Linked DNA regions of Homo sapiens: region 2 is linked to region 1. Evidence: read pairs that join two places in POLR2A ChIA-PET (ENCODE). Cell type or tissue: Panc1. All regions are shown on one strand.

What was found. ChIA-PET counts read pairs that join two places held together with the same protein. Peaks named below come from ENCODE experiments on the same cell type or tissue, not always from the same donor. Only the 100,000 strongest peaks of a DNase experiment are listed, where the experiment ranks them.
Region 2: POLR2A ChIA-PET joins it to region 1 with 5 read pairs; 4 of 35 experiments call an interaction of 5 or more read pairs at or near these places.

The regions. Positions count from the first base shown.
Region 1 is chr7:47,959,743-47,962,242 of GRCh38, reverse strand. It overlaps a transcript of PKD1L1 not described here. Among named protein-coding and RNA genes, the nearest start is that of PKD1L1, 13 kb to the right of the region's middle. In Panc1, no CTCF peak of the experiment used is centred here; no DNase peak of the experiment used is centred here.
Region 2 is chr7:48,129,828-48,132,327 of GRCh38, reverse strand. No RefSeq gene overlaps it. Among named protein-coding and RNA genes, the nearest start is that of ABCA13, 40 kb to the left of the region's middle. In Panc1, no CTCF peak of the experiment used is centred here; no DNase peak of the experiment used is centred here; H3K27ac peaks cover 641 bases.

The DNA.
Region 1 (2,500 bases):
GTGAAGGAGCCCACTCTTGGGGACCTAGAATGTGGCCTCAACAGTAGTCCTGGGGTTGGGATTCTGGTTCAGCCACTAGGCAAAGGTATTTAATGACATTCATGTTCTTAGTGTATGTTGCCAATTTAGCAAAGCATCCATCGTTTTGAAGAAATAACAATTCAGAACTTTTTAAAACAGCTGTATTGAGATATAATTCACATATCACACAATTCAACCATTTAAAATAGACTGTCTAGTGGTTTTTAGTATGTTCTCAGAGTTGTACAACCATCACCACTATCAATTTTAGAACATTTTCATCACCCAGTAAAGAAACTTCTTAACCATAAGTAATCATTTTTCATTTTTCTCTTCTCCCTTATTCTGCTCTCCCCCACCATATACCTCCTGGCCCCAGGCAATTACTTGTCTAATATCTGTCTCTATATATTTGCCTATTCTGGTTTTTAGCTCTTTTTTTTTTCTTGGGGGAGACAGGGTCTGGCTCTGTGCCCCAGGCTGGAGTGTAGTAGTACAATTATGGCTCACTGCAGTCTCAAACTCCTGGGCTCAACCAATCCTCCTGCCTCACCCTCTCAAGTAGCTGGAACCACAGGTGTGTGCCACTGCGCCCAACTAATTTTTGTATTTTTTGTAGAGATGAGGTTTTGCCACATTGCCCAGGCTGGTCTCAAACTCCTGGGCTCAAGAAATCTGCCTGCCTCGGCCTCCCAAAGTGCTAGGAGCACAGGCATGAGCCACCACACCCAGCAGTTCTTTTTATCTAACTGTAACTATATATCGTTGACCAGGATCTGCCTTCCCCGCTGCCCCCAAACACTTAAGCATCTGGTAACCACCATTCTACTATCTCCTATGAGATTTGCTTTTATAGATTCTAAATATAAGTGAGATCGTGTACTGTCTGTACCCGGCTTATTTCACTTAACATAATATTCTCCAGGGGTTCATCCATGTGGTTGCAAATGACAAGATTTTGTTCTTTTTTATTGCTGAATAGTACTCCATTGTGTATATGTCCATTTTGCTTATCCATTCATCTCTTGATGGTCACTTAGGTTGCTTCCATAACTTGGCTATAATGAATAATGCTACAGTGAACGTGGGAGTGCAAGATGCCTTTTTGATGTACTGATTTCATTTCCTTTGGGTAAATACCCAGTAGTGGGATTGCTGGATCATATGCTAGTTCTATTTTTAATATTTTGAAGAACCTCCATACTGTTTGCCTTAATGGGGATACTAATTTACATTTCCTCCAATAGCATACAAAAGCTTTTTTTTTCTCCGCATCCTTGCCAACACTTACCTTCTGTCTTTTTTTTTTTTTTTCCAAGAAAGGCCCAAACAAAGCTAATCTTTTGTCTTTTTGGTAATGGCCATTTTAACTGGTATGAGGTGACTGAGGTGATATTTCATTGTGATTTTGATTTTCATTTTCTTAATGATTAGTGATGTTGAACATTTTTTCATATACCTGTTGGCCATTTGCTTGTCTTCTTTTGAGAAGTCTATTCAGGTCTTTTGACCATGTTTTTTTTTTTTTTAATTAGAAAAATTATTTATTTCTGCTCCTTTCATACATCTTATTGTTCAGGAAACAGTCTTACATACATATCTGAAATAATCTACCGTCACACACTCTAGTTAAAGGCAAAGCACCATAGGTAAACCTGATCAGCTGTCCAGAGTTCTGAGCTTATGGAATCTTGCTTCTTGATTTTACGTTAATTTCTGAAAACAGAAACGCCATCTCCAAAAGGTGTTAAGGGGGTTGTAAAAAATAATCACTTTATTTGATATTACAGCTGTAAATATGGAGCTCTTTTTTTTTCTTTTTTACAGTTTTTTTTTTTTTTTTTAATTTTTTTTTATTGATCATTCTTGGGTGTTTCTCACAGAGGGGGATTTGGCAGGGTCATAGGACAATAGTGGAGGGAGGGTCAGCAGATAAACAAGTGAACAAAGGTCTCTGGTTTTCCTATGCAGAGGACCCTGCGGCCTTCCGCAGTGTTTGTGTCCCTGGGTACTTGAGATTAGGGAGTGGTGATGACTCTTAACGAGCATGCTGCCTTCAAGCATCTGTTTAACAAAGCACATCTTGCACCACCCTTAATCCATTTAACCCTGAGTGGACACAGCACATGTTTCAGAGAGCACAGGGTTGGGGATAGGGTCACTGATCAACAGGATCACAAGGCAGAATAATTTTTCTTAGTACAGAACAAAATGAAAAGTCTCCCGTGTCCACCTCTTTCTACACAGACATGGCAACCATCCGATTTCTCAATCCTTTCCCCGCCTTTCCCCCCTTTCTATTCCACAAAACCGCCATTGTCATCATGGCCCGTTCTCAATGAGCTGTTGGGTACACCTCCCAGACGGGGTGGTGGCTGGGCAGAGGGGCTCCTCACTTCCCAGTAGGGGCGGCCGGGCAGAGGCGCCCCTCACCTCCCGGACGGGGCGGCTGGCCGGGCGGGGGGCTGACCCCTCCACC
Region 2 (2,500 bases), 170 kb before region 1:
AAGATCGCACCATTGCACCCCAGCCTGGGCAACAAGAGCGAAACTCCATCTCAAAAAAAAAAAAAAGAAGAAGAAGAAGAAAAAAAGAAAGCCACTTCACCAATTTGAACTTTGTCTCAAACTGGTGATCTAAAAAAATTCTCCAGAACCAACAAGAATGAGAAAAAGACAACATCTGAGATAAACAGCTTTCCTAAGACACTGGACTAATCCTGTATCTATATAAATGCTAAACATTAATAATTGTTAGTAGATGGAGAATATCTTTCTTTGAAGTTCCCACTAAATTTCTTTTTTTGTTTTTATGTCCCTAGTTCTTGGGCTTTCTTGCCACTATCAACAGTTATTGCCCATAGCAAACCTCTTCTTTCAGTGGGCTCAGGACCATGCTAGCAGATTACAGAAAAACACTTGTTGGGTATGTGGCCTCATGCCCTTCTCCAGTGGTTCTGCCTGCCATGGTGGATATCTCCTTTCCAAAGACAAGATTAGATAGAATGTCAGAAATATATCCATGTTTCTCAAGAACAGTGATCACTGCTTCATACTAGCATGACAAAGGATGACGTGCGTCACTGGCCTGTTAATAATACTATACAAAGCAAAGCACATGGGAAGAGCATTTCAGTAAAAGAGACCAATTTATTAGCTTTAATGCTGGCACTGACCCAACTGAGAGATAAAGCAACTGAATTTGGGGATGATATAATACAAATTCGGAACTGTTTTAGCTGGCTTACCTCCTCTTTTGGTCAGATTTAAGTTGGGAATGAAAGAATCACACCAAAGATACATGGCTCAATAGCACTAGAGATATGTGATGGATAACCAAGGAAATGTCTAACCACATCAGTATATCACACAGTACTGATTGACATGCCCCTGAATGGGCACAGAGAGTGGGTATTTACTGGCTAGCTCTAAATGGCTGTATCTTGGCTGTGTGGCACCAATCTGTGGTCACATTTACCCCTAGGATGGTTAGGACGGTGTTCTTTGGGTTATGCCTGGGCACAAGGTTGAGCAGTTCATATTCCTTCAAGGCCTGCAAATCTTCCTCATTTATAATATCAATGGGTTTGTTCTGTATCCCATCAGTATGATCATTTAGCTTCCATCTTTCTGCCCAACTGTGTATTGAGTATGCCATTTGGCATGTAGAGGCCCTAACCAACTATATAAAATGAGGCCCTAAATGATAGCTGCATGGTTATCTCGTTATTAAACAATGGCATTGCTCTTATGAGAAGGGCTGCAGACATACTCACTGCAGCCCAAGGAGAAACCTGTGCTGTCATAAAAACTGAGTGTTATGTCTGTACCCCAGATGAGTCAGATCATCACTAACTTAATCACCAATATGAAAGCTTAAAAAACTACCCTTTCAGATCCAATATCCTCTCTAAAAGATTGGCTGAGCAGCTGGTTTGGATCTTGCAGAATTTGGTGGTTACTTGTTCTCAAAACTATAATCCTTTGTTTTGTTTTGTCTTTACTGCTGCTGAGGCATTCTTTCACAATGTAGTCAATGCACAACTGAAAAAAACTAAAATAATTGTCATTCAAAGAATTGCATTAATTGAAGTTGTAGCCATGCAGCCTGACTCAGGTCTCAAAGCCACTTCCTTTATGTTGCTTTAAATTCAGCCTATACCCCATCAGCTTTAGAGCCTGACAAACTCCTTCTTCTGTGAGACATGACACTCTAAGAATTAGCCTTCCTAGTGATGTGGGATTAAACTCCTGAACCAAAAGGAGCCCAAACCATTTGAGTTTATCTACAAGACTTTCTTTGAAAGATCTTAATGAAAAGGGGAAAATGTGAAATTAAATAATTGTACTTAAAGCTGTCGTAACGTTAAATTATTCTGACCCTTAAGGGGGTATGTCTATACAGTCTGCTGCATTTTCTTCCTGTAAATAATTAGGAAGACCAGACAGCACCAGAGATAAGACTCCCTCAGATCACTATCCCTCCTCACCGAGTAATAATCTTCCTTGGAATGTAGCAATTTGTAACCAATCAAATCTTTGTAACTATGCACTGGTCTTGTATGGAAAGTGTAAAATTTCTCTGTCTCTGCCTACATAAGTAGGCATAATTCCCACATGTTGTGGGAGGGACCGGGTGGGAGATGATGGGGGCAGGTCTTTCCCATTCTGTTCTCGTGATAGTGAATGGGTCTCACGAGATCTGATGGTTTTAAAAATGGGAATTACCCTGCACAATCTCTCTCTTTGCCTGCTGCCATTTACATATGATGTGACTTGCTCCTCCTTGCCTTCAGCCGTGATTTTGTGAGGCTTCCCCAGCTACATGTAACTGTAAGTCCAATTAAACCTCTTTCTTTTGTAAATTGTGCGGTCTCAGGTATGTCTCTATCAGCAGTGTGAAAATGGACTAATCCATATGTGAAACCGTAACTTCTCCACTTTGGAATGCTGATTCCATTGGTTTGGAATTGGTGTTCCCAAGTGGCCATCCTCAAGCTTTCTGCTT